2 separate regions of the Homo sapiens genome follow, and region 2 is linked to region 1. The links are chromatin loops, found by intact Hi-C in ENCODE. Cell type or tissue: MCF 10A. All regions are shown on one strand. Links, peaks and the distances in the headings refer to the core of each region. The heading gives the core; the rest is flanking DNA.

Region 1 (15,542 bases), core at 4,705-9,704:
TAGCTCCAGAGATGCCTGAATTCGAGTGAACTTTGGGGAATTATCCTCATCACCACACTAAAAAACCCCATCCAGGGAGGAGCTTATTGGCTGTTTTCTATGGATGTGACGTCCATAGAAGCATGCTCGGCAACTGCACCTGTACATATAATGGCTCAGCTAATCAGCCTAATAAATGCCCTGTTTTCACCTTTGTTTGGGGACGCACTGCTTTGGGCACTGTCCCCAATGTCCTCCTTCCTTGTTGCAAGCAATGAAATCCCTGTGTTAAATCTTCCTTGGTTGTGGTCATTGGACTGCCACCCACCTGATGTGTGTACAACAGAAACATTCCTGACTCCTTACATTGAGCTCTGTATGGGTATCAGTAACAGTGGTAGCAACAACTAATATTTATTGAGCACTTACTATAATCAGGCTCTCGGCTATGCTTTTTTATTTTTTATTTTTTTAAGACAGGGTCTCTCTCTGTCGCCCAGGCTGGAGTGCAGTGATGCGATCTTGGCTCACTGCAACCTCCGCCTCTAAGTTCAAATGATTCTCCTGCCTCAGCCTTCCAAGCAGCTGGGACTACAGGCACGTGCCACCACGCCCAGATAACTTTTGTATTTTTACTAGGGACAGGGTTTCACCATGTTGGCCATGACAGTCTCGAGCTCCTGACCTGAAGTGATCTGCCTGCCTCAGCCTCCCAAAGTGCTGAGATTACGGGCATGAGCCACCATGCCTGGCCTCTGCTATGCATTTTATCCCCACTATGTCACCTCATCTTCACATCCACCCTTAGACAGACAGTATTTCTAGCCCCATTTCATAGATGAGGAAACTTAGGTGAAGCATCTTCCCCAACCGAGTAAGTGGCAGGGCCCAGATTCCAACGCTGCTGGTCTGACTGCAGAGCCTGCAACCTTGCCTGCTTTTGCAGCATGCTAACATTCACTACCTGAACTGTCTGCTGCTCTGTCCCCACCATCAGACTTTGAGTCCACAGGACAGGGACCTTGTCTGATTCACCCCTGTATCTCTGCACCTTCAATGCCCCACACAATGTTTGGCACATCTGGGGCCTCACAAAGGCTTGAAGAATGAATGAATTAATAAAGGAATGAATGAATGCCTCTCCTCACACTTGTAGCCACCTGTCACAGTGATCAGGAAATATCCAGTTCCTTTGACTGTGGCTACTCACAAAGAATCTCAGTGTGGGATAATGGAAGTTACAGCATGTGCCGTCTGTCCACACAGACTCCAGTCTCCATGCGTGCATGTCTGAGTGAACAGATAACTCACGCTGAGATTTACTTAGAAGGCATTTAATTCAGCTCACACTTCTGCCGACCAAGCCTATTACTTGCAGAAATCTATTCCATGCATTACCATTTTGATTTCCAGTGCTGAGACAGTGGTGGTTTGGTAGCATCCTTTTTTTATTTTTTCTCCTCTCACCAGTTGAGTTACTGTCTGTGTTTGTGGAATAAATTGCTATACATTGAGTTACCAACACTCTAGAATGGGGAAATATATTCTCAATGCTCTATGGGCAGCTGACAACATTATGGAAATACACAAAGTGTGTGTCAAAGTTTATGTGAATGGTGATGAGTTGTGATGGATGTTGGAAGAATGGGGGGTAGGATGGGGGGTGAATAGCGGTGCCCTCAGAAAAAGTGACACTCTCCATGTACCCTTTTCTTCCCACTGCAGCTGGCCTCAGCTTCTCAGACAGGAGTTTTAAAGGTGGAAAGTTAGGGTCAGACAAACAGGAGGAGCTGGTCACTGGAAAAACAAGTTTGGACAATAAGATAAACAGCCCCCAGAGTCCAGTAAGCATGATGCTGGGGACACTGTAGGTGCTCTACTTGTACTTTTTTATTATTCTTTTTTTTTTCTTTTTGAGGTGGGGGTCTATGGAGTCTTGCTGTATCACCCAGGCTGGAGTGCACTGGTGCAAACTTGGCTTACTGCAGCCTCCACCTCTCAGGTTCAAGCAATTCTCCTGCCTCAGCCTCCCGAGTAGCTGGGATTACAGGCGTGTGCCACCATGCCCAGCTAATTTTTGTATTTTTAGTAGAGACGGGGTTTCACCATGGCGGCCAGGCTGGTCTCAAACTCCTGACCTCAAGTGATCCACCTACCTCATCCTCCAAAAGTGCTGGGATTACAGGCATGAGCCACCGTGCCTGGCCTTTTTATGATTCTTACTGGGTCCTGTGTGCCTTTGCTTCTAAAGGCTGCACCCGCTGAGTGTCTCTGGAAGCCGGCCCTTGGGCACCTTCACAGGCCCCTGGGTGCAGTCCTGAGCCAACAACCGTGTAGTGTGGGAACATGAAAGGCCAGCAACCTTGCTGAGTCGGAACGAACTCTAAGGTCTAATATATACTGCAGAGCTGCCCACAGAATCAGACTGAAGCTGGGGCTTCACCTGAAGTCACTGCCTTGCTTGGCTTCTCTCCCTTCCCTTTCCTTCTGGCCCAATTTGCTCACAGCTTTCTCCTGGGAGCACCTCCTGAATATACCATTTGTACATGAAATGTTCATCTCAGGGGCAGCCCCTGAGTGTGTAGTCAGGGGATCTCAACCAACTGAGAAGGTCTCTGCGTCTGTGTGAGTGGGTTCTGGAAAATCCAGCAGTTGGTGGGGCAGCAGTGCCCAGGGGCACAGGATGGGAGTTAAGGGCAGCAAGGGAATCTCCAGAAAACCCAAGTGCCTGGCGGACAGTCAGCTCCCATCTCATACCAAGCCAAAGATCATGAAGCCATAGGATGCTGTTAACAGGCACATAAGAACTGTGCTGACCCACTTTCCTTCTTTCCACACTTCTCTACCCAATACTCCACAGCAAAAGGAATCAGAAACAGCAGATCTTAGTGAAAAAGAGAAAAGGGCTATCCCCCTTCCCAAAGCCAGTGTCCTGTCTGCAGCTAGTCCCAGCTGGATGGGGGAAGGAGGAGTGTTACCTTGGGAAGAGACTCAGGTTCTGTTTTGCAACTCCCACTGACCATAGGGCTTTGTCTTGCCTCCAGTGACAGACAGAGTCATGGAGATGAGCAGAGTTTTCATCCAAGGACAGGGAAAGGACAGCCATCCTCCAGCCAGCATTAGAGGGACAGAGTGAAATAATAACAAAGTGGCTTTCATGAGTATCCCTTTAAGCACTAAATGTTCCGCATGCAATTTACACATCTAATAAGTACTTCCCATTGGTATTATGGTTACCATTTGTCTTATCATTGATTTGCTAGGTATAATGGTTTCTTATTGCCCCTAGAGGGACATGCTGTCAACAAGAATGTACCGGTGAGAATGGAGGCAGAAAGATCAGTTAGGAGGCAGCTATGGTAAGACATGATGTAGCAAATCCCGGGAACTGGCTACTCTAAGCCATCTGCACACCCCCTGCCCCTGCACACTCACTCGAGCCCCTCCCCAGTAAAAAAGACAAAGGCTCTCAATTAGGAGTTATGGCCTGGAATGAGGAAGTGACGCCTGGAGAAGCAGCAACTACCCTGTGACCACAAGAACCAGTGCCAACACTGAGGATACTGGAGTAGAAACAGGAGGAGGCACCAGGGTCCCTGATGACATTTTTGGGCATTTGTTCCAGTTCTGGACTGCCTGCCCCAGACTTCCTTTTGCATGTAATAATACACCCTTCACCTTTGTAAGCAATGGAGCTGTTTTCTGTTACTCAATGTCAGGCCTCTGGGCCCAAGACTGCACATACATATCCAGATGGCCTGAAGTAACTGAAGAATGACAAAAGAAGTGAAAATGGCCTATACCTGCCTTAACTGATGACATTACCTTGTGAAATTCCTTCTCCTGGCTCATCCTGGCTCAAAAGCTCCCCCACTGAGCACCTTGTGACCCCCACCCCTGCCAGACAGAGAACAACCCCCTTTGACTGTAATTTTCCACTACCTACTCCACTCCTATAAAACGGCCCCACCCCTATCTCCCTTTGCTGACTCTCTTTTCGGACTCAGCCCACCTGCACCCAGGTGATTAAAAAGCTTTATTGCTCACACAAAGCCTGTTTGGTGGTCTCTTCACAGGGACACACATGAAACTCAATCCTGACCAATATGAGGCATGAGAGCCTGGCCTAGAGAAGTTGTGGAGGACAGCGGAGAGGAAGTACTTAATACTTAGGAGGTGGTAGAATTGACAACACTTTATGCCTAACCAGACATGAGGGGAGGAGGAAGTCAGGGAGGAAAGAATGTCTTCCCCAACATAAGGAATACAGCAGGAGAAACAGGTTTCAGTGGTAAAATCAGAGGTGCATCATCATCATGTCAATAAGCTGCTTCAGACCGTATTGTTTTCCCCCGAATTCTTATATTGAAGCCTTAACTCCCAGTGAGACTGTATTTGGGGCTAGGGCCTTTGGGAGATAATTAGGCTTAATGAGGTCATGAGGGTGGGGTCCTCGTGATGGGATTAGTGCCCTTATAAGAAGAGAAACAGACATCAGCGCTCTCCCTCTGTCTTGTGAGGACACAGTGAGAAGGCAGCTTTCTGCAAGCCTGGAAAAGGGTCCTCACCAGACCCTACCACACTGCACCCTGATCTCAGACTTCCAGCCTCCAGAACTGTGAGAAATCAATGTCTGTTATTTAAGCCACACTGTCTATGATATTTCATTAGGGCAGCCTGAGCAGACTAATATGTAAATGCTGTGCATTGTGCTAAGAAAACAGGTTTTCCCTGTTGTCCCAAAATTCTGCATAAACCCCCAAACTAGGGACAATGGGCATGAAATCCTCTCACATTCTAAAAAGCACAGTGACATAGCCATGCAAGATGAGCCAAGAAAGGACAGAAGTACCTCTGCCCCACAGCCATCACCCCTTCCCAAGCCCCTCCAACCTTTATCAGCAAAAGACCTGGAGGAATTCCAGAGGACTCACTAGACAAGGGAGTATTTGAAATATGGGGAGAGCGCTGTGTCTTTTCGTTTCCTGCTGTACGGCCCTGGCTCCCACCCAAGCCAACTTCAAGAAAGTCATTTGCAAAGATTAGGGCTATGGCATCGTTTGGGTTCCCCAGAAGGAGACCTTGAGGCAAGAATCCAAGGACACGTGACTAACTTGAGAGATTATCCAAGGAAACTCCAGGAGGGGAATAAGAAAGAGCTGGAGAAAGAACGGCAGTGAAAAGGGTGTGGTTATTGAGAAGTGACCACTGTGGATGAGAGGGAATTCATCCTGCTGTGAAACACTGGGAGCTAGTGAGGAAGACGACTTTCAGAGTCATCCCACCAGGGGGCAAGGGACCTGGGCATTTATTAATACACGCCAACACTCACCAGTCATCATGGAGGGCTGCTGCTGTGGTGTTAATTTCCTGGTACTTAGGCCCACTACTCTGGCCCGGGGCCTGGCCACTGTAGAACGCCCTCAGGCAAAGAGATACAGGGGCTGCCCTGGAGGTTAGCCAGTGAGCACTTTAGCAGAGACAAGGAATGTAGGTAGGAGACATTGCCCACATCCCAGCATCTGCTAGGGGCTGCCTGAAAGAAAAGGACCCTAGATCTGTGTTTCTGCAGCAGACTCTCTGATCTGCCCCTTAAGTCTAACAGAACAGGGGAGAAAAGACCTGGAGCGAGGCACAGGGTAGGGGGTGGAGGTGCAGCAGCAGGCACTCCCACTATAGCATGGCAAAGATGCGTGAGTCTCCCACAGGCGGAGAGAACACCACTGAAGGACCAAGACTTGAGCAATTTCCACGTCCAAAGATCCTAATCATTACCCAAGGAGACTTGAGTGGCAAGAAGCTGTGGGCTCCCCCTGGCAACGATGGGGGCTAATGGGGTGGTCAGGGCTCCCACAAGAGCTCTTCACGAGGACCTCTGAAGAACCCACACAGGCACCCTGAGAAACAGCTAGCATCCTGCCCATTGCTCCCAACCTTTCCCATCCCTCTCCCGGCGCAGGTCTCTGGGGCTGGGTCAAGCCTGAGCGGGAGGGTGGGAAAGAGGAGCATTAAATGAAAAACCAGATTGAAGTACTTAGCTGCAAATGACCAAAAATCTCAAGGATCTGCCTACGATATTGTAAGAAAGATAAGAGTAGAGCAGAATATGCCCCCACCTGGTTCAGACAGTTCAATACATCCTTGATAACAACCAGCTATTGAGTACCAGACACACAGCGAGGTGTTCCTCAGGGCTGAGCTCATCTAATCCTCTCAGCAACCTTAGGGGAAGGTGTTACTGTCCCTACTGTACAGCTGAGAAGTGTGAGGCTTAGAGAAGCTACACAGTTTGCTCAGGATCATACAGGCAACGCATAGCAGAGTCTAAATTCAAACTCGGACCATTTTCATTCTGGTGCCTTGTTCATCAACTGGTAGGTAAATTATGGTATACCCATACAATAGAATACTAGTCAGTAACAAGAAGAAATGAATGACAGATGCATGACGGAACCTGGATGAATCACAAAAACGTTATGCTGAATGAAAGCAGGCAGACACAGAAGACTACTTTCTGTAGGATTCCATGTATATGAAATTCTAGAAAAGGCAAAGCACAGTGCCAGGGAACAGATCAGTAGTTGCCAGAAGCCAAAGACTGGAGAAGAAATGGGGCATGGGAAGCTTTCTGGGGTGGTAAAAATGTTCTATACCATGGCCAGATTCTGTGGCTCATGCATGTAATCCCAGCACCTAAAGGTGTTAGCAGAGCCAAGGAGGCTCTAGCCATGTGAGGGCATGGGCTGGAGAGGAGGACAGAACTAGAGAAATAAAATGAAATGACAGGTGGTAGAGTTGAGAAAGGGATGGACAGGGAGCAAATCCTAGAGTAAACATCTGACTGAAAAGAGACTTAGAGATGAACTCTAATCCAATGCCTGCCCCCACCTTTAAAGTTGGGGAACTGAGACCCAAAGAGAAGATTAAAGCAGCGGCAGTGGTGCTGGGGGGGCTGTTTACCTCTGTATTGGTCCATTTCACACGACTCTAAATAACTGCCTGAGACTGGGTAATTTATAAAGAAAAGAGATTTAATTGACTCACAGTTCCACGTGGCTGGGGAGGCCTCAGTAAACTTACCATCATGGCAGAACGGGAAGCAGCCATATCTCACACGGCAGCAGGAGAGGACGCTTGTGAAGGAAGTGAAGGGGGAGGAGCCCCTTATAAAACCATCAGATCTCGTGAGAACTCACTCACTATCACGAGAACGGCATGGGGGGAACCGCCCTCATGATCCAATCACCTCCCACCTGGTTCCTCCCTCAACACCTGGGGAGTACAGGTCAAGATGAGGTTTGGGTGGGGACACAGAGCCTAACCATCTCAACCTCCTTTATTTCATTCTTTCAACAAACATTTACAAACAGCTTGTTCTACATAGCAGACAGTCCAAGTCAAACAGGGCAGAGCCCCTGCTCTCCGGGAGTCCACAGCCGGAAGACGGACAGCCAGATGCCCTGGAAATTTACACTTCATGATGCTCAAGACGCTCAATGTCCCAGTCCCCCAGGCTGAGTTACCAAAGTATTGACATAAGAAAGGGGACTACAGATTTGAGGAGCCCGCAACTTATTCAGGAAGCCCTCTTATGGGAAAATGATACGAAATTATAAATGCAAAGTTAGGTACAAAAGCAGAAGGGGTCTGTACAGGTGAGAAGTCCTGAAGCTTAAGCTTCTTTAGCTTTTACAGCAATTCCTTCCCTGACCACACCTGAATTCAAGGGCAAAAACATACTTCTGAACTGGGCCAACAGCGCCCTCTAGCGGACCCACAGAGGAAGGCCTCAAGGAGCTCTGAGCTTTGGACACACCCACGCAGGCAGCGTAAAGCCAAGCAGGTAAATTTGGCCATCGGCTTCCTAGACACTTTCTCATCAGCCCATAGACCTGCCCTTCCTAACCCTAGAGGTGTGCAATTATTATTAGAAGCTTAGAGCTCAGCGTCCAGATGGACAGTTCCTTGTAGTTCCTTGATTTGGGGCAGGTAACTTAACCTTTCCACGTTTGTTTCCTTTACTGCAAATAAGTTGTGTCATAATGAGATTAAGTAAGTACCTACTTCAGAGGATGGTTGTAAAAATTAAATGAGATGACTCACTTTTATGATGTCTCTAAAATTAATTTTAAATAGACTCACTTATAAGTGCTTTATACAAAGGGCACTTTGATGTGTAATTTTTATTATTATTATTATTATTATTATTATTATTGAGACAGAGTCTCTCTGTTGCCCAGGCTGAGTGCAGTGGCGCGATCTCGGCTTACTGCAACCTCCATCTCCCAGGTTCAAGCGATTCTCCTGCCTCAGCCTCCCGAGTAGCTGGGACTACAGGCGCCTGCCACCACGCCTGGCTAATTTTTGTATTTTTAGTAGAGACGGGGTTTCACCATGTAAGTTATTTTTTAAGGAAAATGTATTCACCTGGCCATATTTTCTGCTTCTTCATGAACTCTTCTGAAGAAATTACCCTTACTACACACTCACAAAGGACCACGCAAGGCCCAGTTACACGGTGCAGGGTAGAGACAAGGTGTGTCTGTCTCATCCACCATTCCACAGACCCCTAAAGAGTGAGGTGGGAGTTTATTCATCTCCCCATTCCCCCCAGCACATCCCTGGCTCATGGCCCATCACAGGAAAAGTCACTTCATGGATCAATGTCTGGAGAGGGTACAATGTCGGTGTGAGATGAATGAATACTAAGTGAGTACTCTTCATGTTTTCTTCTAACTTTATATTTTAATATAATTTCAGATTTAGAGAAAAGTTGCAAGAATAATGAAGGATGAATTATCAGGGGCTCTTCTTCCAAATTCCCCAAAACATGCACATTAAACTCAGGGCCTTCTGTGTCCTCTGCCCCTTTCTCTCTCGATATGCTTGAGTGTGTGTGCATCATCTTCTGAACCATCTCCAGTTAGTTGCAGATGTGGTCCTCTTTTGCCCCCAAATCTTCAGTACATAGTTCCTAAAAAGAAGGACATTCCCTTATATAACTGCAATTCACTTATCAAAATCAGGAATTTGGCATAAATTCAATACTATTATCTACCCTGCAAACCTTATTTAGATTTTACCAACTTGTCCCAATAATGTCATCTACCCAAAAGAAAATCCGAGATCGTGCATGGCATTCCACTGTTACCTCCTTTCAATCCGACCAGATTCCTCCCTCAACACCTGGGGGGTACAGGTCAAGATGAGATTTGGGTGGAGACACAGAGCCTAATCATCTTAACCTCCTCTATTTTATTCATTCAACAAGCATTTACAAACAGCTGACCCTAAGCAAGCAACTGGAATTGAAAGACCAGCAGGAAAGTAATGGGATATCAACCCTCCCTCATCACACCATTTGCTTTTTACTTATTTATTTGCAACCGTAGTTTTACATATGATAAGTTCCTCCAAAGAGAAGAGGGAAGAGAACTCTGATCCCTCCCCTCTGAAGTTTAAATTATTAAAATACACCTTATGGACTGGGGTAGCCTCAACTGGAGCCCAATTGCTGAAAGGACAGGACAGACCCTGGGAGGAAGTTTGCCCTGGGATGGATAGCTGGGAATTAAGGGGCATGATGATAGGAGCCTGGACAAGTAACCAGGAATCAACCCTGAGAATTCTGTCCTCAGAGAATTCTGATCCATCATAACCCATTCATGGTCCAGCCACCTGGCACTGTGGTCATGCCTTGGAGACAAGATATGGTGTCCATCCTCAAGGAACTCATCACTGAAGAGCTCCTGGGACACTTGGGGACCATGTTTGTCATGTGATCATGTGCTTGCCAGGTGACTCCCCTGACTAAGCATAAGCAAAGAGCTGAGGAAGGTGAAGCTGTGCTCACAGGAGGTGGGCAGCTCTGCTGGAGCCATATCACTGCAGATATTCTGAAAATCACAAGGTCATCAGGGAAGGGTTCTTCAGGCAAGGAGAGGCAGAATGAAAGCCAAATCCTGAGACTGCGCAAGAACCTCTGGGCACCTGGGAAAATTTGGGGAACTAGAGAAAGCTGGACCCCTTCTGAGTAAATTAAGTGAGGGCTCAGAGCTGTTGCCATTTGAACAGGCTTCTATAGGAGAGACTGTGCTTGGGTCCAGGGAATGGAGAACTTCAGAATTAACATTCCCTGAATCCTTGGTCATTGCAATAGAGTTATCAGCCTTCAGACAGAAGGAAAGAGGGAAACAAAACTTGTCTCTTGGAATCCAAGTTCCCAGACACCAGCCAAGGACCAAACCCACAAGTAGCCTTTTCTAAGGACAGCAGTCTTCACTCTTTTCTACACATAGATCTTTTTACTGTGGCTGCTTTTTGAGATTTTCTCTTCATCATTGGTTTTAAGCAATTAGATTATGATATACCTTGATGCAGTTTTTACGTTTGAGGGTTTGGAAATTTTTGACCCATTATTTCTGCAAATTTTTTTTAGTATTCGTTCTCTATTTTTCCTTCCAACTTTTATTTTAGGTTTAGGGTACATGTGCATGATTGTTACATGGGTAAATTGTGTGTCACAGGGGTTTGGTGTACAGATTACTTCATCACCCAGGTAATAAGCATAGTACACAATAGGTAGTTATTTGATCCTCACCCTCTTCCTACCCTACACCTTCAAATAGGCCCCAGTGTCTACTGTTCCCTTCTTTGAGTCCATGTGCACTCATTGTTTAGCTCCCACTTGTAAGTGAGAACATGCGGCATTTGGTTTTCTGTTCCTGTGTTGATTTTCTCAGGATAATGACCTCTTGCTCCATCCATGCTGCTGCTGCAAAAAAACATGATTTTGTTATTTTTGTGGCTGTGTAGTATTCCATGGTATAAACGTACTACATTTTCTTTATCCAATTTACCATTGATGGGCACCTAAGTTGATTCCACGTCTTTGCTATTGTGATAATGAATGCTGTAATGAACATATACGTACATGTACCTTTATAGTAGAATGATTTATACTCCTACAGGTATATACCCAGTAATGAGATTGCTGCGTCAAATGGTAGTTCTGTTTTAAGTTCTTTGAGAAATCTCCAAATTGCTTTCCACAGTGGCTGAACTAATTTACGCTCCCACCAGCAGTGTATAAGCATTCCCTTTTCTCTGCAACCTTGCCAGCATCTGTTAGTTTTTGGCTTTTTAATTAGTCATTCTGACGGGTGTGAGATAGTATCTCACTGTGGTTTTGATTTGCATTTCTCTAATGATTAATGATATTGAGCATTTTTTCATATGCTTGTTGGCTGTGTGTTACATCTTCTTTTGAAAACTGTCTGTTCATGTCCTTTGCCCATTTTTTAATGGGGTTGTTTGGTTTTCGCTTGTTAATTTGTTTAAGTTCCTTATAGATTCTGGTTATTAGACCCTTGTTGGATGCATAGTTTGCAAATATTTTCTCCTATTCTGTAGGTTATGCAGAAGCCCTTTAGTTTAATTAGCTTCCATTTATCCATTTTTGGTTTTATTGCAATTGCTTTAGGTGTCTTTGTCATGGAATCTTTGCCAGGGCTTATGTCTAGAATGGTATTTCCTAGGTTACCATCAGACCTGCCTTACAAGAGATCCTTAAGGGAGGGCTAAATATGGAAACGAAAAACTATTACCAGCCACCACAAAAGCACACTTAAGTACACCATTGACGCCATGAAGCAACTACACACTCAAGTCTTTCTCCTCATCCAGGTACTCAAATTACATTTACGTTAAAATTAAAATTGTCCCACAGCTCACTAAAATTCTTCATTTAGGGGTCTTTCTTCTATGTTTCATTTTGGATGGTTTCTATTGCTATATCTAAAAAAAAAAAACTTTTCTTCTTCAGTGTCTAAATGGCTATTAATTCCATTTAGTGCATTTTTCATGTCAGGCATTGTAGCTTTCATCTCTAGAAATTTAATCTGAGTCCCTTTTTTGACATTTTGACACCTTTATTGAAGTATCTTCTAGAATTTTTATAGTTTCAGGTCTTAGGTTTAAGTCCTTAATCCATCTTGAGTTGATTTTTGTATAAGGTGGGAGATGAGTATCCAGTTTCATTCTCCTACATGTGGCTTGCCAATGATCCCAGCACAATTTGTTGAAAAGTCTGTCCTTTTCCAACTTTAGGTTCTTGTTTGCTTTGTCAAAGATCAGTTGGCTGTAAGTATTTGGGTTTATTTCTGGGTTCTCTATTCTGTTCCATTGGTCTATGTGCCTATTTTTGCACAAGTACCCCACTGTTTTGGTGACTATGGCCTTACAGTATAGTTTGAAATCAGGTAGTGTGATGCCTCCAGATTTGTTCTTTTTGCTTAGTCTTGCTTTGGCTATGTGGGCTCTTTTTGGTTCCATATGAATTTTAGAATTTTTTTTCTAACTCTGTGAAGAATGATGGTGGTATTTTGATGGGGATTGTGTTGAATTTGTAGATTGCTTTTGGCAGTATGATCATTTTCACAATATTGATTCTACCCATCCATGAGCATGGGATATGTTTCCATTTGTTTGTGTTATCTATGATTTATTTCAGCAGTGTTGTGTAGTTTTCCTTGTAGAGGTCTTTCATTCCTAAGTATTTTATTCTTTCTTTTCAGCTATTGTAAAAGGGGTTGAGTTCTTGATTTGATTCTCTGCTTGGTCGCTGTTGGTGTATAGAAGAGCTACTGATTTGTGTACATTAATCTTGTATTGGAAACTTTGCTGAATTCTTTCATCAGTTCTAGGAGCTTTCTGGAGGAGCCCTTAGGGTTTTCAAGGTAACTGATGATATCGTTAGCAAACAGCAACAGTTTGACTTCCTCCTTACCAATCTGGATGCCCTTTATTTCTTTCTCTTGTCCAATTGCTCTGGCTAGGACTTCCAGTACTATGTTGAAGAGGAGTGGTGAAGGTGGGCATCCTTGTCTTGTTCCTGTTCTCAGAGGGAATGCTTTCAACTTTTCCCTATTCAGTATTATGTTGGCTGTGGGTTTGTCATAGATGGCTTTTATTACATTAAGCCTTTGCATGCCGATTTTGCTGAGGGTTTTAATCATAAAGGGATGCTGGATTTTGTTGAATGCTTTTTCTGCATCTGTTGAGATGATCATGTGATTTTTGTTTTTAATTCTGTTAATGTGGTGTATCACATTTATTGACTTGCATATGTTAAACCATCCCTGCATCCCTGGTATGAAACCCACTTGATCACAGTGGATTATCTTTTTGATATGTTGTTAGATTCAGTTAGCTAGTATTTTGTTAAGGATTCTAGCATCTATGTCAATCAAGGATCTCAGTCTGTAGTTTTCTTTTTTGGTTGTGTCTTTTCTTGATTTTGGTACTAGGGTGATGCTGGCTGCATAGAATGAATTAGGGAGGGTCCCTTCTTTCTCTGTCTTGTGAAATGGTATCAAAAGGATTGGTATCAATTCTTCTTTGAATGTCTGGTAGAATTCTGCTGTGAATCCACCTGGTCCTGGACTTCTTTTTGTTGGTAATTTTTTAATTACTGTTTCAATCTTGCTGCTTGTTATTGGCTGTTCAGGGTATCTAATTTTTCCTGATTTAAGCTAAGAGGGTTGTATTTCTCCAGGAATTTATCCATCCCTTCTAGATTTTCTAGTTTATGCATGTAAAGGTGTTCATAGTAGCCTTGAATGATCTTTTGTATTTCTGTGGTGTCAGTTGTAATATCTCCTGTTTCGTTTCTCAGTGAGGTTATTTGGATTTTCTCTCTTCTTTTCTTAGGTAATCTTGCTAATGGTCTATCAATTTTATTTATCTTTTCAAAGAATCAGCTTTTTGTTTCATTTCTCTTTTGTATTTTTTGTTTGTTTCAATTTCATTTAGTTCTGCTCTGATCTTGGTTATTTCCTTTCTTCTGCTGGGTTTGGGTTTGGTTTTTTCTTGTTTCTCTAGTTCCTTGAGGTGTGACCTTAGATTGTCTCTTTGTGCTCTTTCAGACTTTTTGATGTAGGCATTTAGGGCTATGAACTTTCCTCTTAGCACTGCCTTAGCCGTATCCCAGAGGTTTTGATAGGTTGTGTCATCACTGTCATTCAGTTCGAAGAAGTTTTAAATTTCCATTTTTATTTTGTTTTTGACCCAATGCTCATTCAGGAGCAGGTTATTTAATTTCCATGTATTTGCATGGTTTTGAAGGTTCCTTTTGGATTTGATTTACAGTTTTATTCCACTGTGGTCTGAGACAGTGCTTGATATAATTTCAATTTTCTTAAATTTACTGAGGCTCATTTTATGGCCTATCATATGGCCTAACTTGGAGAAAGTTCTATGTGCTGTTGAATAGAATGTGTATTCTGCAGTTGTTGGATGACATGTTCTGTATATGTCTGTTACATCCATTTGTTCCAAGATATAGTTTAAATCCATTGTTTCTTTATTGACTTTCTATCTTGATGACCTATCTAGTGCTGTCAGTGGAGTACTGAAATTCCCCACTTTTATTGTATTGTTATCTACCTCATTTCTTAGGTCTATTAATAATTGTTTTATAAATTTGGGACCTCTAGTGTTAGATGCATATACATATAGGATTGTGATATTTTCCTGTTGGACAAGGCCTTTTACCATTATATAATGTCCTCTTTGTCTCTTTTAACCGCTGTTGCTTTAAAGTTTGTTTTGTCTGATATAAGAATAGCCACTCCTGCTTGCTTTTGGTGTCCATTCGCATGAAATGCCTTTTTCCACCCCTTTACTTTAAGTTTACGTGAGTCCTTATGAGTTACGTGAGTCTCCTAAAGGCAGCAGATAGTTAATTGGTGAGTTCTTATCCATTCTGTGGTTCTGTATCTTTTAAGTGGAGTATTTAGGCCATTTACATTCAATGTTAGTATTGAAATATGAGGTACCATTGCATGCATCATGCTCTTTGTTGCCTGCATACTTTGGGTTTGTTTTTCGGTTGTGCTTTTTAAACTTCTATTTTTGTTTTATAGGTCCTGTGTGATTTATGCTTTAAAGAGGTTCTGTTTTGATGTGTTTCCAGGATTTGTTTCAAGATTTAGAGCTCCTTTTAGCAGTTCTTGTAGTGGTGGTTTGGTTATGATGAATTCTCTCAGCATTTGTTTGTCTGAAAATGACTGTATCTGTCCTTCATATATGATACTTAGTTTCACTGGATACAAAATTCTTGGCTGATAATTTGTTTAAGAAGGCTGAAGATAGGGCCCCAATCCCTTCTACCTTGTAGAGTTTCTGCTGAAAAATCTGCTGTTTATCTGACAGGTTTTCCTTTATAAGTTACCCGGTGCTTCTGTCTCACAGCTCTTAAGATTCTTTCCTTTGTCTTAACTTGGGATAATCTGATGACAATGTGCCTAGGCGAAGATCTTTTTGTGATGAATTTCCCAGGTGTTCTTTGTGCTTCTTGTATTTGCATGTCTAGGTCTCTAGCAAGGCCAGGGAAGTTTTCCTTGATTATTCCCCCAAATATGTTTTCCAAGCTTTTAGAATTGTCTTCATCCTCAGGAACACTGATTATTCTTAGGTTTGGTCCTTTAACACAATCCCAGACTTCTTGGAGGCTTTGTTCATATTTTCTTATTATTTTTTCTTTGTCTTTGTTGGATTGGGTT
Region 2 (15,542 bases), core at 5,665-10,664, 76 kb before region 1:
AACCAAAGCACTTGGAAGGAGCTTCTAGAGATCCTCAAGCGTTGCAGCAACTTCCTGCAGGCTTGTGAGAACCACCAGCTTCAATACTTCAGGCCCAGGTTCCTGGCCGTGTCAATGTCCCTGGATTTTGGCAGCAGCTCCTCTAACCTCTGACACCCCGGATCTTCCAGCCATTCTGTCAGCCCCCGTTTCCCGCAGTCCCATAAGCCCCTATAACCTTCATGCCTGGAACGCAGAGAGGTTCCTGTTTTTCTAACCAAACTCTGACTGATATAAAAGTTAATGCCAAAAAAGAACATTGACTTTTGACTAGACTATTGATTTATGAAAAGTGTTGAAACTTTAGAAAGAGGTTTCTTTATGTTCTATTATTCCCCAGAAGGGCCATGATCCAGAAATGAGCTGAATTCATAACGCGTGTCAAAAAGGGAGCTGAGCTTTGGGGACAAACTTGCAAGTGACCGTGACTGGCAGGCGAATGGTGACCCAGACTGGGCCCCCCCAACCAGAACTGTCTCTGGACCATTTTGTCTTTGGAATCCCATTTTAGGAAAATTGAGGGATGCACAACATAGCTCTTCTTCAGAGGGTGCAGGAGAAGCAGGGAGAGGGATGAAGGCAGGGAAGGAAGACAAGACCCACTCTGACCACACAGCTGACCTCCACCCAGACTGCCCCCAGCTCTCATGCTGGATTGGCCTAGGAAGCCCTAACAATAGGCTATGTCTCCCGCCAGCAGCTTGGCCTCCCAGGAATGACTCACTCCACCCCTATTAGGTGTGGCAGGCTGGAAAATGGCCCCCAGAAGATACCAAATCCCTGGAACTTGTAGATGCACCTTATTTGAAAATAGGGGTTGTGCAAATGTTATTAAGTAGAGGATCTTGAGAAGAGGAGATTATCCTGGATTATCCTGGTGGGCCCCAAATCTAAAGATTTCAGACAGACACACAGAAGAGAAGACAATATGAAGATGGAGGCAGAGATTGAAATGTTGCGGCCACTTAGCCCAGAAGCATCAAAGTCGCCAGCAGCCACCAGAAACTAGGAGAGAGGCACAGAATGCTGTCTCCCCAGAGCCTCCGGAGGGAGCACAACCCTGCCGGCACCTTGATTTCAGACTCTGGCCTCCAAAGCTATGAGAAAATAAATTTCTGTTGTTTTAATCCACCAAGTTTTGAGTGGCATAGGAAGCTAATACAGGAGTATATACTGGAGGGACTTGAAGACCCTCTGGTCAATAATCTTTTGTTTGTTTGTTTGTTTTTGAGACAGAGTTTCGCTCTTTCACCCAGGCTGGAGTGAAGTGGCACAAACTCGGCTCACTGCAGCCTCCCCACCGTGCCCCATGGGTTCAAGCGATTCTCCTGCCTGAGCCTGGAGAATTGCCTGGGTTATTTTTGTATTTTTAGTAGAGTCAGGTTTTACCATGTTGGCCAGGCTGGTCTCGAACTCCTGATCTCAGATGATCCACCCGCCTTGGCCTCCCAAAATGCTAGGATTACAGGCGTGAGCCACCGCACCCAGCCTGGTCAATAATCTTTAAACCCTGCTCCTCAGAGGGCTTTTGGGGGCATCTTCAGGCAGGATTACGTAGGACAAGTAGGTCAGACTCCAGGCCAGCCATCCCTCATGGAGCAGAGCAGCTCCCCCGCAATCTCCTCTACATATTGGGCAGTGAAGTAAGATTAAGTAAGAACAAGTGATGGGGAACTGCGGGGAAGCAATTGTGGAGGGGCTGCAGGTGAGTTTTCAAGCCAAATATCCAACTGGTCCCTTCAGTTTTCCGTTTTCTCAGACAGACGGAGTGACTTGCCGCTGGTCATACAAGTTAGTAACAGAGCAGCAATCAGAACCTGGGTCTCCAGTCTACACTGCAGCACACAAGCCCACACTGAACAATTGCACAGCGCCAAGGACTGGGATTGGAAGGGACTGCAGGAGGATACTTTATCTGTCTCCTGCCCTCTGATTAGATGGTGGGAAGGTTTTAACTTAGGTAACTTTGCTGAAAAGGAGCTGCAGCATCTGCTGACCAGCTGTCGTGGCTTCTCCTAAGCAAGGTCTCTTCCCTTGGCTGGCTGTGCAGGCAGTTGATCAGCTTCTCTCAAAGGTCTGTGAACAGGAAGCCTGGAAACCCAGGTGACCCAGGTCATTGACATGCAGGAATCAGCTTGCTTCTTGGATTGGGCTCACTAGAAACTGACCCTGAGATGGAGATGTGAATGCAGGCAGAGCTGATAGCACTGGCCCCACTGCAGGAAGCCAGACCTGCTGGGGCAAGCCAGGGGCTTCCCACCCAGTCGCTGGCACAAACCCAGGACCCCAGTTCAGAAGCAGCAGAGTGGTACAAGCAGCCCTGTCCTGAATGTCTAGAGTCCTGGGTTGGAGGGGACTCGGTGGGTGCAGTGGGTGTCCTGGGGCTTGTCACTTGTCAGCTCTGGGCACCCCCCCATTTGTGGAACAGAGGGGCTCTGCCCCCTGCTCCCTAACCCCCTTCCAGCTGGCATTCTGCAAGGGGGCTGCCAAGCTACCACATCTGGCCATAATCTCCAGCTGTCATAGAGGAATAAAAATAGCAGCATGACAGACGATGACAGCTTTGGATGTTTCCCCTGCCTTTTTTGTGCATGTCAATTTCTTTTCTCCCAAGTTAGGGAAAGATTCCTTGATACAATCAGGATTATCTCATAATGCTTAATGAAGGGCCTCCTGGCGCCTCGGCCACAGATTACTCTAAGCTCTTGCTAACCCACTGAAAGGATGATAGAAATTGGCACAGGTACAAACCACCCGCTCCTTGTGCAGGGCCGTCAGAGCAGGGCATGCGAGGACTTCAGCAGATCCAGTAGGCCTACTGCTATGGCCTTGTGTGGTGAGGCAGATGTTCAAAAAGAGGATGGAGCTGAGTCTCTGCTGCTTACTCACGTATCCAGTGAGACAGGCACTGTCACAAAGAACACCGGGGGTCCCATCCCAGTTCGGTCTCATTCCAGAACTGACTGTGTGCTGGGGAATAAGCAACTCCTCTAAGCAGGGCCTCCTCTGGAAAATGAGGGAGTAAGTTTTCTTCTGCAGGTCAGTGTTGTTTGACTGGCTGCCTGAAGGTCATGCTGAGAAGGGTTTGGAGGCTACACGGGACTCTTCAGAGAATGGCTGTGCTCCACTGGGGATGTCTGCTATGGCCAAGACTGGGACGGTGGCCATATACATGCCACTAGACCTCTCTGGACTATATGAACTCTAAGGCTCATCCCAACTCTGGTATCTTATTAAATCTTATAGATATTCATCCTATGATCAAAACAGCCATAATATTCTCCTTACTGTGGCTTCTTGCCAAGTCCTTCAAATCATCTTTTTCTATCAAAGGTGGTGAATGTATGTAGTGGACACTCTTGTGTGCTACCCAGCTCTCTCCTTTAGGATTGGGGTTCTCTCTTCTTTCCCCCAGCTGCCAGGATTGGGGATGGCTCATGACCCCTTTCCTGGAATTGCACTGGGTTGAAGGGAGTGGCTTTGTCTTAGGTCATGCCTGCCCCCTTCCCCAAGGGGATATCTGTATCCAGTGACTGGTCTATTTAGGAACACAATGTGGGACAACTTTCTCCCAAGTTTCGACAGTTAAAGTCTGTCCCAACTCTATAGCAACTAGAAACTCCACACTGCACAATTTCACAGCACCAAGGACTAGGGCTGGAAGGGACTGCAGGAGGTTATGTCATCTGTCCCCTGCCCTCTGATTCGATGGTGGGAAGGTGGTAACTTACGTAACAGGCGAGAAGGAACAGTGGCATGTATTGACCAGCTGTCGTGGCTTCCCATAAGCAAAGTCTCTTCCCTTGGTAGAACTGAGCTTCTGTTTATTACATCATTAATTGCATCGCGGCTCATCTTTTCCCTTTCCCCAGTCCTGTATCTTTCACTCTCTTATAAATGCTGACAAGTGACAAGCCTCAGGACACCCGCTGCACCCACGGAGTCCCCTCCAACCCAGGACTCTAGACATTCAGGACAGGGCTGCTTGTACCACTCTGCTGCCTCTGAACTGGGGTCCTGGATTTGTGCCAGTGACCGGGTGGGAAGCCCCTGGCTTGCCCCAGCAGGTCTGGCTTCCTGCAGTGGGGCCAGAAATATGAGCTCTGGCTCCCCCTGGTGGCAAGACCAGAAACGAGCTCAGCGTGACTGTCCAGTGTCAAAGATGTGGGAGGAAGCAGCGGAGAAACCAAAGGAGGAGGAAGACGCCACCATCACTGTCCCCAGCCATGCAGCCTAAAAGTCACTATCCCTTCCTCTCTTAGAGTCTTTTGGTTCAGTTTCCGCCCCCATCATAGTAACAGAAGGGGCCTTGGGCCCAGTTGCAGCTAAATTTTGTCCCCGTGAAAGTTCGTATGTTGAAGCCCTAAATCCCAGTACCTCGGAATGCGACTGTATTTGAAGATAGCGCCTTCAAAGGGGTAGTTAAGGTAGAGTGAGGTAATGACAGTGCGCACTAACCAACGTGCCTGGTATCCTTATTAGAAGAGGAGATTAGAACACAGACACGCACAGGAGGGAGACCACATGGGGACCCGGGGAGAAGACAGCCTTCTACAGCCAAGAGAGGTCTCAGAAGAAAGCTGCCCTGATGATCTTCCAGAACTGTGAGAAGTGAATTTCTATTCTTTAAGCCGCCTAGTGTGCGGTACTCTGTTTTGGCCGCCCCAGCTGATTCATCGACCCCTAGTCCTTTCCCTTCCTGGCCTCCTGGCCCGCTTCTCCCCTCCCTCTCCCCTGCCTCACTCCCTCTTTCTCTCCATATCTGAAGATACCTCCTTTGCTCATTTATTCTCCAGATATTTACTGAGCCCAACGATGGACTCATTCTTAGAGACAGAGAAATGAATAAGAACTTTTATTCACCAGTAAATATTTACTGAGCACCTAGTAAGTACCAGGCTCTGCTGTAGGCACTGGGTTATGATGACACAAGGCAGGCATGATCCTCAAGGTGCAGTCGGCATGGGTGGGGTTGGGGGGACTGACATGCACGTGTCCAGCCTGTCTTCCACTGAGCACTGGGTGCAAACCCCATACGGAATAAGGCAGAACCCAACTCCCACAGAGTGGGGAAAAAAAGAACCCAGGAAGCCAGTAAATAGAGGTGAAGTTTGTGCTAAGCTTTGAAGGATGAGGAGGAGTTCTCTCTCTCCCTCTTGTTCTCCATAAAAGTCTATCACTAAGCAATGCTCAGTGAATATATGTTGACCACATGAGCAGAGAAATAGGATTAGTGACACGGCTCTGATGAGTGGAGGAACACCAGGGCTCTTCGTCTCGAGTCAAATTAGATAAAATGACATGGACACACACGGAGTGGTTTTTCTTTTTTTTTTCTTTTCTGAGATGGAGTCTCGCTGTGTTGCCCAGGCTGGAGTGCAGTGGCATGATCTCAGCTCGCTGCAAGCTCCGCCTCCTGGGTTCATGCCATTCTCCCGCCTCAGCCTCCCGAGTAGCTGGGACTATAGGTGCGCCCACCACCACGCCTGGCTAATCTTTTTCTATTTTCAGTAGAGACGGAGTTTCACCATGTTAACCAGGGTGGTCTCGATCTCCTGACCTCGTGATCCGCCTGCCTCAGCCTCCCAAAGTGCTGGGATTACAGGTGTGAGCCACCACGCCCGGCCTACACATGGAGTGGTTTCAAGGAGCAGAGAGTTTGATAGGCAAGAAAGAAAGGAGGAGCCAGAAGGAAGCAGCTCCCCTGTACAGAGATGGGGGGGCTCCAAAGCCGAGAAAGGAGACCCCAAGTGCAGCAGAAATCAGCCGGGTATATGAAGAGGCTGGAGAAGATGGTGTCTGATTTGCATAGGCCTCAGGGGAGTGGTTTGACCAGGCGTGTCATTCATGTAGCCCACGAAAAAACTGGCCCTCCCACCCTGCCCTTTTAATATGCAAATGCAGAACGCCATGATGTTCTACACACATGGGGATATATGGGGGCGGCCATGTTGCCAGGCACATGTAGGGGCAAGGGCAAGAGGACAACAGTGGGAATCGCCATGTTGGGTGGACCCACTTTCTAATGGCCTGCATTTGCATATCAAAGGTTGCCGGTGGGCTCTAAGAGCTGGGGCTTTCCTGCTAGACAAGAAATGTTTCTGGAGCTGCTTTAAGAGAGGAAAACTTTCCAAGGACCCCTTTTCCTATCTGCCTAAAATAATTTCTTAATAACTCCTACCACATTAGGATGCACGTCTAGTTGATGAAGGGAGGGGAGACACAGGTGAGGGACAGGCAGGCAGCTGCAGGAAGAAGAAAAAGAGACTTGCCCCAGAGGTGTGAGTACTCCCCAAGCTGACATCTGTTCTGATCTGAAAGTTAATTATGATATTTGGACGTTTTATTTTTGATCCTACTTAATAATTACAACAGAACCCAAAGTGTGAGATAACACTGAATCATTAAATGGGATTTAATTATTCTCCCAACTCTCAGGAATTAAGGGACTTCGGAGGAAATGCATGTTTTCACATAACAAAGCACGTGTTCCCCTCCTAATTCCTCCAATCTCTCAAGGCAGAAGGCAAAGGGCCAAGATGGCAGCACATGTAGCACAGTGGCTACAGGTATCCTATCTGTGCAAAGGGTCTAGGTGTTCCACTGGGTTTGGAGTATTCCCAGCAGTCAGGGTGGTAGATGTGTTCATTCAGCCATTCATTCACTCAACAGAAATTCATGGAGTGCCTACTGCTATGTGCCAGGCATTGCTCGTTCTAGGCCTTAGGGAGACAAGGTGGGCAAGGCAGACAAAATCCCCCCTCAAATGCTGATTACACTCTAGTCGTGGAGACTAGACTAATAAACAAGTGGAATATTGGACAATGAGAAGTGCTATGCAGAGGATTTCAATAAGGTGTTGTGTCGAGAGGGGCTGGCTAGATGGCCACTTCAGACCACATGGCCCAAGACAGGCTCATTTGGGAGGTGACAGGTAAATGGAGGTCTGAATGAAAAGAAAGAGCCAGCGCTCCTAAAGCAAGCTCAGGGGCAGCAAATGCAATGATCCTAAGGTGGGAATGAGGGACAGAGAGTAAGAGGGGGTGGGATGAGTGAGGGGTAAGCAGGACCCCCTGCATAGGAGCAGGCAGCAGAAGAGCCTTGCAGCTCAGATAAGGAATTGGGTTTAATTTTAAGGGAAAAGGGAAACTGCTGGAGAGTTTTAAGGGGTGGGTGGAGTCATACACTGATTTTTTACTTTAAAATATCACTCTGGGCCGGGCGCGGTGGCTTACACCTGTGATCTCAGCACTTTGGGAGGCCGAAGCGGGCAAATCACGAGGTCAAGAGATCGAGACCATCCTGGCCAACATGGTGAAACCCCGTCTCTACTAAAAATACAAAAATTAGCTGGGCATGGTGACACGTGCCTGTAGTCCCAGCTACTCAGGAGGCTGAGGCAGGAGAATCGCTTGAACCCGGGAGGCAGAGGTTGCAGTGAGCCAAGATCCCACCACTGCACTCCAGCCTGGCAACAGAATGAGACTCCACCTCAAAAAAAAAAAAAAAAAATTACTCTGGCTACAGTGTCGAGAGTGGGACAGAAGCTGGAGCTGGGAAAACAGAGAGGAGACCTCTGCAGCTGAGACGATGTTGGTGTCAACAGCTATCTACCCTGCTGCAAAAAATTACCCTTTATCTCCTCGTAATGGCCAAATCCCCAGTCGCCCCTCATTTTTTACAGTACTCTGCAGCTTAGAAGGTGCTTTTGCTTTATATGACATTTGATTTTGATGCTTATAATAAACCGGAGAGACAGACACTATCATCCCCGTCTCAAGGGCTCAGAGAGATTGAGTGACCTGTCCCAAGAAATGCAGCCAGTGAGTGGCAGAGCCAGAGACTGGAAGAATATCAGTCCCTGATCTGAGAGACAGCTAAAAAATAAAAAAAGCTTTGGGAGACAGTGTGATGTCTAGACCTGCACTGCCCAGTAGCAAGTTTTTCTGGACAAAAGGAGAGAACTTTTACAGCCTCAGATCTTTGTGCCTACACTTTTTAAAGAAGTCCGCAGTACAAACTAGACACTGAATCTAACAAGGTGCTCCATGCTCAGGACATTTCTGGAGCCAAGGTGCAGAGGCAGAATGGACACAGGCTTTGTAGTCAAAGATCCTCAGAGAGGATTCCAAGTCAGTCACCTCCCACCTGGACCCTCTGTCTCCTCAACAACAAGGTAAGTTAACCTGGCTTTGAGGATGTCTACAGGGCCTGAGGCACCTTCTTTGAATCTTCTCTGTTGGGGACATCTTTATCCTTAAGATTACTTTGAATTTTTTTTAAACATTCCAGAGCCACTGGGAGTAAGGGAATACATGGGTGCGGACAGAGGGGATGCTATTTGAAATCCAAAACATTTGTGCCATTTGCAACTCAAAGCCTGGCTGGCTGAGCCGCTCCTGGCTCCTCGCGCCTCTTCTTCGCAGGCATCCCACTGCTCCAGCCATTTGGTCCTCGGCCCAGGCAATACCCCCACCTAGTGGCTACTTTCTCCTCTCTCTCCAGGACTGGCGAAGAGTCAGGTTGACAATGAGACTTCTTATCGGGCAAACAAATCACCTGGCGGTCTTGTTAAAAAGCCGATGGGGATGGGGCCTGAGATTCTGCATTTCCAAGGAGCTCCCAGCAAATCCTGCTACTGTATATCCTCAGACCCCACTTTGAGGGGTGAGGAAAATGGAATTTCTGAGCTGTGCTGACCAGTTGCCAATTTACAAGGGCTCATCTACGCTGCTTTTGTGTGGTCAGTGGTTCCAGTGTGCCCAGCTTCCCCTTGATCTAACCCAAAGAAATAGAGTCAGAATGGGTAAAACATGAGGAAAAGCTTTCAGTATTACCAAAAAATTGCATATAGGAACAGTATCTGCACAAGCTACTAGACACAGGGCCAGGTACTCAGGATGCAAAGGACAAGGTGCTCCAGGTGGTTGGTGGTCGTGGAGAACCGTGAAAGTTGATTCCTGCACACGCTTAAGAACAGCGACTATTTCCAGAAAACCCAGTAGGAGGCAGTAGAGGGATGGTGGGGCAGAACAACTCTGGGGTCAGCATTCAAAGACAAAAATTCTCATCCTGGTTGTGCCATTACTGGGTTGCATGACCTCAAGTAAATGAATCCTCCTCTCTGGTCCTCAATTGTTAATAAATAAATAAATAAACAGGGAGGAGGGGTTGGGGTGCTGGCTGACATCATCTCCAAGGCATTTTCCAGTAATAAGATTTCAAAATTCTCAAGAGGCAGGCTGCGGACATAGTGGTTAGGCACACAGACAGCTGGACTGCCTGGGTTTGCAGCTGGTCTCTACCACTCGCTAGCTCTGTGACCTTGGCCAAGTTACTTAACCTCTCTGTGCCTCAGTTTCCTGATCTGTTAAAAAGAAGAAGAGTCCCTACTTTATAAGGCTCTTAGAAAGACTACGTGAATTGATGTGTAAAATATGTAAAACACTACCTGGTCCTCCTAAGTATATAACGTGAGGTGCTCTTAAGTCCTTATCAGTCCTTTAAAAACCTCATTAAGCCATGCCGACTGAGAGGAATTCTAAAATGGTGACATGACGATTCTAGATTTTGGAATACTTTGAAAGCGAGGTAGTTTTAAAGTGCCCAGCATACATCCTTTCCTTGTCCCATTTTTCTGGCAACAGAGCGGCTTTTCAGGAAAATCCCATCCATCCATGCCAGCCTGAACAATACCCTACACACACACACACACACACACACACACACACACACACACACACTGGCAACAGAGCGGCTTTTCAGGAAAATCCCATCCATCCATGCCAGCCTGAACAATACCCTACACACACACACACACACACACACACACACACACACACACACACACACTCTCTCTCTCTCTCTCTTACTTTTCAAGGAATAGCCGTGTGACCAAGTTTTGGCCAATCAGAGCTCTCCGTACCCCAGGTTCAGTGATTGGTTCAGGAGTGGGCACATGACCCAGCCCAGGCCAATCAAAGGAATCTCTGGGGCTTTTGCTAAAAACACTAGAAAACGGAGATATTCTTTTCTCTTTTCTCTGGGATCAGTAACTATGCAAAACATATCATTGTGGAGCTACCTGGTCATCCTAGCTGCTACAGGAAGAGTGCCTGCCTGAGAATGGGATCAATACAGAAGAAAGATTAGCCAAAGGGTGGAAAGAGACGGAGTTCCGAGGGCATGATTTGACTTCCTGGATCCAGGCACACCAGACTCCAGACACCCAAACTTCTGAGTTATACAGCCCAGTCATTTCTTTTTTATTTATTGAGCTGGGTTTCTCTCACCTGAAACTTGACTAAAGAGTCCTAAGGTAGGTATTATGGAATGTCTGATCCAAACAAGGTTACACAGATGGCAGAACTTTATTGAACCTAGTGTATGCAGCTTTAAAGGCCATGCTTTCTACATTAATCCACATTGCCTTCTGTGAACCACCCACTCCCCTCCCTCAGGAGGAATTACTTGAAAACAATGACGTTGGATGTTGATTGGTGGTCCACAAAGGGTGGTTCCTGGTTCTGCAACAGCAGCATTGCCTGGAAACTTGTTAGAAGTGCAAATACCAGGCCCCAGCCCAGATCTACGGGGTCAGAAGCACTGAGGGTGGGGCCCATAAGTCTTTTTAACAAGCACTTCAGGGCATTCTGATGTACACTCAAGAATGAGCACCTCTGCCAGAAATGAACAAATCAACTTCATTTTGGTTTAATTATTTTCTGGGCACCGTTTGCCAGAGCTGGGGGAGTAGAGATAAGCCAGATGAGGCTCTTGACCTCAAGGACTCCGAGTCTGGTGGTGATAGCCAGATCAGCACTCCACATCCAGCCAGCCATCTCTTAGTTGGGGGCATTTGCAACTAGCATCCATGTTTTCCTGGCAATGCCAAACTTTCAAACTTCCAGCCATTCATACTCATATCCTCTGCCTCCACTTTCTCATCTGAAAGGCTCCTCCTCATGCTTCAATACCCAGCTTCAATATCCCCCTCCCTGAGGCCTCCCAGCAGAATTAATTGCCCCTCACCTGAGAAGGGTCCTGCAGCAGGGCCTTCCATCCTTGCTCAGGACGTAATCACATTGCAATCACATTGCATTAGCAGTGCTTGTTGGAAAAGTAGTGTCTCCAACCCAGCTGTAAGTAATTTGAAGGTGAGCACTCTGTTCCCTTCATCTTCTATCCAGAGCCCAGCACAGGGCCTGGCACACAGTAGAAGCTAATAAATGCTTGATGAATGAATTAATACTTAAAGGCAGCTCTGAAGGATAGCAAAGGCTCACGTGCACAGCCTGAGAGAGTACAGAGTTGACCTGAGTGGGGACCCAGATCCAGCAGCATCAGCACCCACACACCCAGGAGCCTGTCAGCAAGGCACAGTTCAGGACCCACCCCAGACTTACTGAATCAGAGGCTGCTTTCACACAAGATGGCCAAGGGACCTCTTTGCATTTTAAAGTTTGAGAAATTCTGCCAAGGGCAAACTTACCCTTCTGCATTCATAATTGAAGGGATTATAAACAAAGTTGATGTCATCCACACAGAACACCTATAGAGGCTCTGTCAGTTGAAGCCATTTTCTTCTCCCCTTGGGAGAGCTCCCAACTTGACATGTTCTGGAAAACTGAGGGGCCCAGGGAGAGCCCTTTATTTTCTCTTACCCAGGACATAGCTGGTGGGTAGCATTCTGAGAAGACGGCAGACAGCACTTCCTCCCTCAGCCAAACCCTTGGCATTGCAAAGGCTTCCAAGAAAGATACAGAGAGTTTAGTTCTGGTCGAAAAGTCCCCACTTATCTAAGAATGCAATCAATAATGGCAAGGGGAAATCAATGGGGCCAGGAGATCTATCTCTCTGTGTATTTATGGAGCGTGGATCCCTGGTTGGCAGGAGGCTTCGGCAGACCAGATGGAGCCTGTGCCTGCTTCCCGGAGATCCTGATTCCCTTTCCAAGAATTATGGAGTGTCCTTTGTCTCTGCTCGATAACACCCTGGAGTTACAGAGCCATTTAGAAATGAATTGGCTCATTTTTCTCCCTTCCCCTTGCTTATAGTGACAGGTCACCCGGGCCAAAGAGTTATTAAAGGGACAGATAGGACACTTTGCACATTCCGTCTGGCTCCACCAGCCTTCCTGTCAGCGGCAGGCCCCAAAGCTCTAACTCCTTGTCAAAGAAATAACATTCGAGGAAAAAAAAAACAACAGGTAAAAAACTTGAGGCAAGGGTATTTTATTTTATTCCAAGTACTTTTTCCATTTTTTTCCATAGAATTTCCAATTATCTCTCACCTCTAAATATGCCATTGCTAAAAGTCTCATGAGCAAACTGAATGCATGGTTTATTTTTCCCAAAGTTAGCAAAACCATCTCCTAAAATTAAATTTACCTCCAGAGGAGGATTTAGACAAGTCACTTAACCTCTCTGGTCTGTTTCCCCATCTATGAGGATGACAATCCCAGCTGCTAAAGTCACTTCAAGGAAAGTGCTTCATACGGTGCGTGAAGCCTAGGAGATACTCAATAGTTATTCATTCATATTTATCTACAAAGTATTATTATTAGAATATTAATTGCTATTTCCTGAGCTCTTACATATCTCAGGCTCTGTATGAAGTTGTCAGAACTTTTCACAGGCAGTGGCTTGAGCAGAGGTTGAAGCTTTGGCCCTGCCATTTACTAGCTGGGGATGGGGTGTTGGGCCATCATGGGAAAATCAACATCCCTCTAGGCTTGGACCCAGGGCGCCTGCAAGGTGGGGGTGGAGATCCTGCATGAAGCCGCACTGAGATGAGGGTGCCTAATGTAGCCTCAGCTCCACTCTGTGCAGCAACAATTCTATGAAGCCCTCCAGAGGGATCTGAGCTCCTCCTGGAAGCCTCTGCTAAGGATTCTGAGGTGATGTTGTGTATCTCAGTCCCTGGGGATGGAGCTTTTGGGGTAGTTGGTAATACTAATAAATTCAGAGCTATATTTAGTTCCGGTCTTTAATGTTCTCTACAGCTCTCTACAGCTCACATGACTGTCTCCCTGTCCATGGCTGTGTTACGGCTCACTAGAAGGCAGCTTTTCCAAACTTATCAAATGGGTCATGTCCAGCTCATCTCTGTAAGAATGGAAAGCCTCCTGAGAATGTGCTCTATGACCTTCCACTCACCCCTAGATTAGGATATGTGGGATGCCCATAAGCCCCCAAATCCAAAATACTCTACTCTTGCAGAGTAAAAACCAAACAAACAAACAAACAAACAAAAAAAAACACCAGCTGGGCGCAGTGGCTCACACCTGTAATCCCAGCACTTTGGGAGGCTGAGGCAGGTGGGTCACGAGGTCAGGAGTTCGAGAGCAGCCTGGCCAATATGGTGAAACCCCGTCTCTACTAAGGATACAAAAATTAGCTGGGCGTGGTGGTGCACACCTGTAGTCCCAGCTACTCGGGAGGCTGAAGCAGGAGAATCACTTTCCCCCGGGAGGTGGAGGTTGGAGTGAGCCGAGATTGCGTCATTGCACTCCAGCCTGGGCGACAGGGCGAGACTGTCTCAAAAAAAAAAAACCTATATTCTGTAGCAGACTGGCTAACCGATTCTGTAACAGAACAATTCTTCCTCCTTCCAAGTATCCATATCCTTTGCCAGGTAACTGCCCCACACCCTTGACTCTGGGCTCTGTGACGGGGCTTTGTCCAGAAGCATGAGAACGCACCTGCTCATTTTGTTCTCACGCTTCCATTTGCTGTCATGAGAAGGACATGCCTGAGACAGCCCGCCATTCATGACAGCATAGATTTTTCTATTTATTACAACCACTTCCTGGCAGATGGCAACAAAGTTTCTAATTTTCTCAAAGGTGGGTTAGCAGATGTCCTAATACCATTCTTCCCCACATCCCAGTATTGACTTCACTTCCTGTGTATTTCTCAAAGCAGTCCCCCTTCTCTGCTTGCATGGTTTGTCTTTTTAATCCCTGTCTAGCAGCAAGGTTTGTGCTTTCTTTTTTTCTTTTTCTTTTTTTGAGATGGAATCTCACTCTATCGCCCAGGCTGGAGTGCAATGGCGCAATCTCGGCTCACTACAACCTCCGCTTCCCAGGTTCAAGTGATTCTCCTGCCTCAGCCTACTGAGTAGCTGGGATTACAGGCATGTGCCACCATGCTTGGCTGTTTTTTGTATTTTTAGTTGAGACAGGGTTTCGCCAAGTTGACCAGGCTGGTCTCGAACTCCTGACCTCAAGTGATCCGCCTGCCTCAGTCTCCCAAAGTGCTGGGATTACAGGTGTGAAAAACTGCACCCAGTGCTTTGTGCTTTATAAATATGTTCTGAATGAATGAAGGAAGCATCAGCAATAGAGACATTAGCAGAAAATAGTAAGATAAGAATATGAGAAAATATTAAATATGTTTTTGTTGTTGTTTTAGAAAGTGTCTGACTCTGTCACCCAGGCTGGAGTGCAGTGGCACGATCTTGGTTCACTGCAACCTCCACCTCCCAGGTTCAAGCGATTCTCATGCCTCACCCTCCCAAATAGCCGGGATTACAAGCACGTGCCACCACACCAGGGTAATTTTTTGTTTTTGTTTTTGAGACGGAGTTTCGCTCTGTTGCCCAGGCTGGAGTGCAGTGGCGCGATCTCAGCTCACTGCAACCTCCGCCTCCCGGGTTCAAGCGATTTTCCTGCCTCAGTCTCCCGAGTAGCTAGGACTACAGGCGCGTGCCACCACGCCCAGCTAATTTTTTATATTTTTAGTAGACATAGGGTTTCACCATGTTGGCCAGGCTGGTCTCAAATTCCTGACCTCAAGTGATCCGCCCACCTTGCCCTCCCAAAGTGCTAGGATTACAGGCATGAGCCACCACACCTGGCCTAAATATGTTTTTAAATTTGGGACTGCCTGTCCATGAGAAAGGTAGGGAGAAGAGAATTCACCTGGCACCCCAAGGCAGTAGCAAGGGGAGAGGAGAGAGAACTAGAAAGAAGACTTACACCTTTGGATAAGGAGCTGCAAGTGGGAGAGTTAAGGGGAGCCTCCAGGGGAAGTGCTGCAAAGAGAATTCTTTGCTGTGCAGGGGCCTGCACGAGGGCCTTGGATCGGGGTCCTGTGGGGCGAGGGTGGGCTGGGTGGAAAGGTGGGTAAGCAGGCCTGACCCTGAGGCCAGGGCAGGTAAAGTATGGTTGCTGCTCCTCTGCCTGCATTGCCAGAGAGCTGCATGGTTAAGATGCAACATTCAGCACCGTCAGGAAGCTGGGCTCCAAAGACTCCCAGAGCCCTTTCCTTCCCCTACACCTTCTACTCCCACAGGGGTAAAGAGCAGGCCATTCTGCCTCCTAAGCCTCCATGGATGGGGGACTAAGTGGAGTTGCCTAGGCCTTCCCTTTTCTGAAACAAGAGCATCATAAAGTTTCTACAGCCATCCCTGTCCCTGACTGCCCATAGCGCTCGTCCTGGGCCATCTCCAGTCCCATTCTGTGCCCACGTTGTGCCCAGCTCCTGACTCTCCCAGGTCCA

Evidence for each region. Hi-C counts contacts between places; a loop is a spot of excess contacts. Peaks named below come from ENCODE experiments on the same cell type or tissue, not always from the same donor. Only the 100,000 strongest peaks of a DNase experiment are listed, where the experiment ranks them.
Region 2: it touches region 1 in a loop (8-fold over the local background); 15 of 110 quality-filtered maps call a loop at or near these places.

Annotation. Positions count from the first base shown.
Region 1 is chr22:35,223,939-35,239,480 of GRCh38, forward strand. LINC01399 (long intergenic non-protein coding RNA 1399) reads right to left here and starts at 7,118. Exons shown (of 6, transcript NR_126356.1): 1 at 7,060-7,118. LOC105373017 (a long non-coding RNA gene) reads right to left here. Exons shown (of 4, transcript XR_938210.3): 4 at 8,705-8,953. In MCF 10A, for the core only: a CTCF peak has its summit at 7,743 (motif pointing left); a DNase peak (open chromatin) is centred at 7,743.
Region 2 is chr22:35,146,554-35,162,095 of GRCh38, forward strand. The region is part of intron 4 of LINC01399 (long intergenic non-protein coding RNA 1399); the gene reads right to left. Among named protein-coding and RNA genes, the nearest start is that of LINC01399, 77 kb to the right of the region's middle. RefSeq lists enhancers at 2,141-2,190, 8,081-8,604, 8,590-8,789, 11,679-12,510 and a silencer at 8,323-8,617. In MCF 10A, for the core only: a CTCF peak has its summit at 8,534 (motif pointing left); a DNase peak (open chromatin) is centred at 8,518.